Regions from separate parts of the Homo sapiens genome. Here region 1 is linked to region 2. A link is a contact called in ENCODE Hi-C data. All regions are on one chromosome and are shown on one strand. The core of a region is the stretch at or near the end of the contact, and the rest is flanking DNA. Distances in the headings are between cores, read along the strand shown.

The links. A loop is a pair of places that touch in the nucleus more often than their neighbours do. Pooled maps may share reads with other maps.
Region 1: a pooled map shows a loop between it and region 2 (24-fold over the local background). The contact joins the promoter of CETN2 here to the promoter of TMEM185A in region 2. A Hi-C loop is called at or near these places in 4 of 50 pooled maps.

The regions. Positions count from the first base shown.
Region 1 is chrX:152,828,384-152,832,269 of GRCh38, forward strand. It overlaps CETN2 (centrin 2), which reads right to left and starts at 2,374. Exons shown (of 5, transcript NM_004344.3): 1 at 2,325-2,374; 2 at 1,219-1,377; 3 at 766-894; 4 at 154-291. The coding sequence starts at 2,327. It overlaps NSDHL (NAD(P) dependent 3-beta-hydroxysteroid dehydrogenase NSDHL), which reads left to right and starts at 2,680. Exons shown (of 8, transcript NM_015922.3): 1 at 2,680-2,734. RefSeq lists a silencer at 2,274-2,613.
Region 2 is chrX:149,630,128-149,633,885 of GRCh38, forward strand. It overlaps TMEM185A (transmembrane protein 185A), which reads right to left and starts at 1,665. Exons shown (of 7, transcript NM_032508.4): 1 at 1,416-1,665. The coding sequence starts at 1,453. RefSeq lists silencers at 1,158-1,207, 1,218-1,627.

The sequences.
Region 1 (3,886 bases), core at 1,124-3,623, 3.2 Mb after region 2:
TCTGACTATTAAAGGAGAATTAAGTTGTCTGCAGAGGGACAAAGTACACTGGCTTTTCTTCAAAGAGGTGCTCACACTAGGGAAAATGTAATGGAAAAGTCACAGAGGGCTCAAAGGTGGGAATTTTAAGTTCCAGTGTGATGCATTACAAACCTGCAGCTCCTCATCAGTCAGGTTCTCACCCAACTCCTTGGCCACGCGTTTCAGATTTTTGAACGAAATCTTCCCAGTTTCATCATCATCAAAGAGCTTGAAAGCTTTCAGGATTTCTTCTTTAGTATCTTTCTCAGACTTAACAAGTAGAACATAAAACACATGAGTAGGGGGACACCACGGTTGGTTACTACTGTCCTGTAGCCCTGCCACTGCCTGGTCAGGTCACCCTTTCCTTTTTAACAATGTAACTCGAGTCTAGACTTGCGGCAAGTGTCAGGAAGCCCATTTTGGCCTCAAAGAAACACCAGGCAAGCCAGGCACTCCATCCAAGGTGACGTTTGCTACCTATCGCTATATCTCTCCCTATCCCATATCTATTTCCTAACTGATTTGGAATTCTGTGGGAAGAGGTATCTGCTTGGAAGTCTTGAGAAAGAAGCACAAGGGCTTGTTTTGGGAGCCCAAAGTAACATGATGGGAGGGCAGGCCTCCTGATGCAGTTGCTACCTGGACTGCTCTGTGGTCACATGACTGTTTTAACAGGAAGACGCCATGGACCTCTGCAGATGACTGGGGCTCCATACCATGATAATTGTCTTAGCTACTTACCATTTTCTGGGTCATCACAGTTAAAAAGTCACCAAAGTTCATTTTTCCTGTCCCTTCCTTATCAATTTCACTTATCATTTTCTTAATTTCTTCTTTCTTGGGTTCAAAGCCCAGGGCCCTCATTGCCACCTATAAAGAAAACAGGATCGTCTCAATAAGCACATCTAAAGTAGCAGGAGCAAAAATAACAGTGTTGAGAGCATTAAGCCAGCATCTGATGTGGTCATGTTAATATGATTGGGGAACACTATGACATTGATCTAATTGATATTTGCAATCAATTTTATTGAATAATACTCAAAGTAAGTAAAGACAGGAAAACAGCACAGTACAACCTCCCCTGTTACTTACTGCAGGGAGAAGAGGGCAAAAGGGGTAGAGAGGTGATAGGGAGATGACAAGGAAGAGGCAGAGGAAAGGAAGGGCAGTACGGCAGGAATGCACAGAGCTTGCCTTCAGTTCTTTAACATCTATGGTGCCAGTTCCATCCGCATCGAAAAGATCAAAAGCTTCCCGGATCTCCTGCTTTTGCTCTTCAGTAAGCTCAGGCTTAGGGCTCATTCTTTTTCGCTGAGAACTTGATGCCATGTTTGCCTTCTTAAAGTTGGAGGCCTTTATATGTTATGCAATACACAAGCACAATAATATATCATACAGTCCATATTTACATAACATAGTTACAGACACCCATATGTATTTTTAAAGTCATTTATATAACCAATTCCAAAGCTTTGCTTAAAAAGAAAGATAACAGGGTTTACTGGCAAGAACAATGAATCTTTCCATGAACTTCTACCCCTCCCTTTTCTTTACTGTTGTTTCTAGAAGCAGGGAGATCACTTGTTCAGTAAGGACACCTCTTACTGAAAATCATCCCAAAAGAGAGCCAGTCAAGAAGATGACTGTGAATAACTAGAGATAATCAGCTCTTCCCGAACGTGGGGATCCTGGTTCTGAAAACAGTCTTACGATGCCCACTCCCAGTACTCCCCTTCCCAGTAAGTACTCCGACTTCCCAATTACTTCTAGATTTGGCCAAATATTAGTAAGTTGTTAAGATGTATATTGTGTCAGTACCGAGTAATAAAACTCAATCCATCTGGCACCTTCGTGCCTTCTCCAAGAAGCTAAAGCATCCCCTGAATGCCCCTGTATTTAAATTGTAAAAAACATTGTAACAGAACACGATACACCTTTTCCCAGCTGTGTGTGGAAATTTTGGCAGAATGAGGAGGCCAGGGGGCCAAGGTCTGAGAGAGTCAGGGGCCTGTGAGGGATTCGAGTCTTTTTTGCCCAGGGAGGTTCACCGAGGGGATCAGGGAATGCAAGGGGAGCCCGAGGGGCGGGTGTGGGCCTGTTGTGGGTGAAGAGGAGGCAGCAGCGAAGCGCAGGCCCAGTAGGTTGGTTAGCGTCTGTACCCTACTCTCCCGGGAAAGAGCTCAAAGGAAAGACTGGTGCGCTAAAGCCGAGAAAGGCGCAGGAGAGGCGGCGTGGCCGAGCTGGGGCCTGGGAAGGGCTCAGCCGCTGGGCGTGGGGCGCGACAGAGCGGCAGCACTCACCATAGCCAAAGGAGTCCGCTGCCGGTTGTTAGGCAACCGACGTGTACACTGACTCGGCGCCGTTCCCACCGCCCCGCGCGCGCAGCCCCGCTCCCCATTGGCCGTCCGCTCGTCGCCGCCTCTCCCTATTGGTGCAGGGCCGAAGAGGGTGGGACTAACCTGGCAAAGCCCCGGCCCAGCGCGGGGAGGGGCACGCTGGCGACAGAGCCCCGTCTTTATTGGGCAAGATCACGCCGTGAGCGCCAATTGGCTGAGTCGTCGCCGAGCTGGGCCAATCCTCTTGGTGGAGGAAGCTCGGCTGATTCTCGGCTCACGCGGGAGGGGAGTAAAGGGTGGCGGTCCGGGCCTGGAGTTCAGTGGGTGCAGCCTGCTTGCGAGCTGAGGCCAGACAGGGGGGCGCCTACGGACGGGTAAGAGTCGTGGCCTTGCCATTGGAGGTCACCCTGTGTCAGCGACTGGGCAGTGCGGGAGGGTGGGGAGCTACGGGGTCGCCCGGGTCGGGTGCTTTCTGGGTTGACCTAAGGCTGAGTTTAGGGACCGAGTGCATCAGAGCAGCCAGAAACGATTACCTTGCGTGTTGGAGCAGGGACTGTACTCACGGGGCAACTGAGACCCGGAGAGGGGAAGGGGTGTGCTGAGTGTTGTCGCAGAGGTCGGACGGCTGGGACCTAGGAACTGAATCCAGCCGAGGCTCGCTCTTTGAGGGTGGCCCTTCGAGAGCACCCCTAGACTGACCCAGATGTATAGGCCCCAGACCAGGTTCCAAGAGAGGATCACTTTAGATCTTACCTGGCTAAAAGCAGCCCAGGACGGTGAACTGGGGCCTTTGGGAACGGACTTTGAAAGGAGTGAGGGGGATGTGAGCGAGCATGAGGGGCGGGGAGAGGTCATCAAAATATACTCTTTTTGACACCCACACAATGCAGATAAGGAGGAGCATTCCAGGCCGAGACGCCCTCATCAGCAGAGTCACAGGAGTTTTGGAAGTGAGAGGTATGCTTGGAGAATTAAAAGGGAGCGTGTGCAAGGGCTGTGGACTGACATAGACCTGCAGAAGTGGAGCTGGAGGTCCAGTTTGCCCTCTTTAGCTATCCCCGTGGCTTTTAGCCTTCACCTGTTTTTCCTCCAGGCATAGGGGCAGTAATCTAGGGAGACAGAGGGCAGAGAGTAAGTTTCTCAGACAGAGAAAGGCCCGAGGCTTATTAGAACCTTTTAAATGGAGCTGCTGCCCTTTGCCCTCTTCTCTCTTCAGCAGTGAACAGATTCCTGACTTTTGGGTCATCATCATCCCCCCAAGTAGTACGAGCCAGAGTTCTCACTGTGATCTCCAAAGCTTGGCACGACGTGTCCCCTTCCATCGCTCCACAACTCTTCTCTCGTCTGGCTCACTCCAGCCCCAGAACACTGGCTTTGTGGTTGAACCTCATGTGCCAGCCACACTCCTGCCTCTCATCTTTGTCTCAGTTGTCCTCTCCGCCTGCCTCCTCTTAGGCACCCTATTTAAGTATTGCAGCCCCCAGTACAAACAAGCCACTCACCTTGCTCTACTTTTTTTTCCAACA
Region 2 (3,758 bases), core at 415-2,914:
TAGTTCTGTTACCTCCTCTATGCCTTCGAAGCCAACAATGATAATGTCTGCACCGTGTTAGAGACACTGGCACTCCTAACCAGAACATGAACTCAAAGTGGAATAAGAGCACATACAAAGTCACAATGACTCACAAGTTAAAATGTCACCATCCCTAGGGAGACTGCACCCTCAACATACAAATACTCCCCTAAAACTTCCTTTCATCCTCAACAAGCAGCCAAGGCATAGGTCCCCAGAGTTGGCCCCCGCAGTACAGCACTGCACAGTACTGTAAGGCATCTTAAGTGTACAAGCCCTTCTTCACCCCATGCTGAGACCGCCAGCATCTAAAGCACCTAACATAGGTTACAGCACACAAATATTTACTGAGCACGTCTTCCCAACTGGCAAATAAGGGAAACGGATACTCCTTTCGGAGAGTAGTGCATTTAAGAGATCAGTTAGGCCAACTCCTCATTTTACAGAAGGGCCAAAGAAGGGCAGAGAATCACCCAGTTACATATGGCCTCGTCTCCAATCCAAGTCTTTGGGCTCAGTTTAGTTCCACAAACATTTTATATGTGCCTACTATGTGCCAGATACGGTGGGTGGGAGGCGCTGGGGACACTGAGATGAGCAGGAGATGGTCTCAGCTTCAGGGAGCTCACAGCCTGGGGTAAAGAACAGTTACAAAACAGTCGGGCAAGTGCAAGGACAGGCGCTTGAGTGCTTAGCCAGTGTTTTCTCCACACTGTCCACTGGGTGTTCCCCATCTGGAAAAGAAGGACAGCAATATCTACTTCCTGCAAATAAACTTGTAGTGAAGACTGATGAGAAAATGAGTATGGAAAATGATCAGGCTCACCCAGAAATGCATTATATAAGGTATTGCCATACCCCGACACTGACTCCAAGGATTCAACAGTGTTTCAGGTATCCGTTCAACAAAGAAGCAAACAAGAGAGGGATGGGCATAAACCCAAGGAAAACCCCAAGGACTGCGAGGAACTGGAGGAAACAGCTGGGGTGGGGGTAGGGGTGTTGGGTCGAGTGAGACGGCCCTGACGCGGAGAATGGAGGGCCCGCAGCGGCGCAGAAGAGGATGGAACCGAGACGAAGAAGTTGGGACACCAATGAGGGACAGCAAGCAGAAAAGAATGGGGTTCCCTTGGGGCAGGACGGGGCTCGCGGCCGGGCCCTTCCGGCCGTGGCCGGGCAGGGGCTGAAAGCACCGGGCACGGGAGGAGGAAGCGGGCGGGCGCCGAGGCCGACTGTTTTGCCTGGGGACCGCTTGCACCCGCAGGGAGGCTCGGGCAGGCGCCCGGGTCCTCGGGCTGCAGCATCTCGCCCGCCGTGCCTCCCCGGAGCCGAACACCAGCCCGCGCCCGAGCCCGCAGCGCGGACTCCCGGGGGCGCCAACGACGCCGCCTCACCTCGGGTTGAAGTCCTGGAAGAGGCCCCTCAGGTTCATGGCGGAGAACTTCACCGCGGCGTCCTCCTCCTCCTCCCCCGCACCCCGTGCTGCACAGCCTGCGCCTTACAGCGGGTTCATGGCGCCAGCGCCAGCCGCGTCCACGCTGCTGCTCCCGCTACTGCTGCCGTCCCCGCTGCCGTCGCCGTCGCCGTCGCCGCCGCCGCCGCCGCCGCCGCCGCCGCCGCCGCCGCCGCCGCCCGGAGAAACCTGAGCCACCGCCCCCTGCCCCTCCTTCCGGGCTTCCGTACGAGGGCCGCGCATGCGTCCGGAGCCCCGCCCAGAGCGCTCCTCGCTGGGAGGTCCCCATCCTTGTGTCCGCACGCGACCGGCGGAGGAGATGGCAGGGGGATGGAGGCTGGGAGTGAGCAGGGCCCCGAGGAAGGGGATGCTGACGGGCTGAAGGCCTGCAGGGAGGGAGCGCGCCGCCCGGGAGTCTGGCGGGCAGATCTTGGCAGACACCTGTCACCTTGGCCCGCGCTACCTTCTGGAGATTTTCCCCAGTGACGACTGAGCCCTGGGAGTAGTGACAATGAGTGAGACGTTGCATTTTTGGCGATGTCATCCCAGGCTTCACCTGTCACATCTGTCAACGACTCCAAAGTTTGGGTCCCAACTTCCCTTCCAATTCCCAAGCCAGCGTGTCCAGATATGCTGGCTATTCCCTACTCAAGTTACCTAGCACCAAAGTCACTTCCCGTGCCAACCGCCTTCCCCTCCTGGGTTCCCTTTTTCCCTTAGCAGCAGGCCTATTCGTACGCAGGGGGGTATTCAAGCAGGAGACGTGGAAATCATCCTCATTTTTCTAACCCAGTTCAGAGCCTCCTTGGATCCTGTCTAAACTTTGTGGTCACTTCACACCTGACCTCTGCCTCCACTCCAGGCTGCCCTACTTACAAGTACCAGGTTCATCTTCCTTGGGCAAGTCAACATCTTTGAGTCTCAGTTTTTCTCCTCCGCAGAATGGAAATGATAAAAACCTCTTTTCTAAGCGTGTTAGGAAGATTCAGTGAGATCGTGTGCATAACACACTGCCTGGTACATGCTAGGTGTACAAAGAATGCTGTTGCTATCTGGTACTCTTTCAGGTGTCAACCTCCTCAAGGATTTTGTTTGCTTTTGGAATCCAAGAGCAGGACAAGCTCATAGCAGGTGACCTAGTTTACCATCTTCACTTTGGGCAGATTTAAGTTTTCATGAGCACAACAATGCCTTAAACATTAGTCTACTATCATTATGGATAATAGTCATCCTTTGTTGCAATAGCAGAGTTTCACAAATGACAATTTTATACTGTTTAGCCCCAAGGGCAGCTTGAGAGAATCACAATTGCGATAGTCATACTTAGTCTTGATGTATCACCTTTCTTCTGAGAACGTAAAAACATATCATAAGTGGTAATTAAGCTTCCCAACACCCACTGGGAAATGGATATTATTATATGAGCTGATTTTAAGGTTGAGTAATCCAAATCAAGTTTTCATCTGCTGAAGCACCAGGACCCTGTCCCAGACTTTTTCACCCATCTTCCTTTCCCATCCTCTGGGTAAAGTCCAATGTGTAGCCCAGAGGAGGTTCTCAATGAACACTCAAATACAGACGAGGAATTAAGGCGCAGAGAAGCTTGTATAACAGGCCCTGAGCGAGCCAGCAAGTAAGGGTGAAGGAGCACAGATGAAACTCAGGGTCTAGCTGAACCTGCAGCCCATACTGTTAGAAAGAGGTGCTTGCCAGTGGTCAGATTGGACAGCACCATCTTCATTACCAGTGACCGTGCCCCAAGCAGGCATGAGAAGATGGTCTGCCAGTTCAGACACTTGAATAACAGGCATCACTGCCCTTTCAAGAGCTTCATAGATAGAGACCAGGCAGGCTCCTCAGAGTCCAGAATCTTGAGGGCAGACGCTACTTTAATGAGATCCCAGGGAGTCTGGGAGCTGAACCACTGCTCTGCAGGCCCACAAGTTCAATTTTAGCAGTTCTTCCAGAGTTGACCAGGCCCTGGAAGCTATCTAGCAAAGGCAACAGGACACTGATGCACAAATTACTTGTCAGTGTGTTCTTTTGCTCTGACAAGGTAAATTGCCAAGAGGAACATATGAACCTGTCTGTGAGGAAATACAGGAAGAACTGGACTTTCCCAAGGCTTCACATCCCCAGTCTTCAAGAGGTGGATTACCTGGACTGATTCTGGAAGCCCAACCCTTTATGCTACTGGTGCTCTCATGGGGAAAAAAAAGCCAGAAACCAGATGGCCATCTGGTCCTCTCTCCAGCAAGTGCAAAAGACCCTACTGACAACCTGC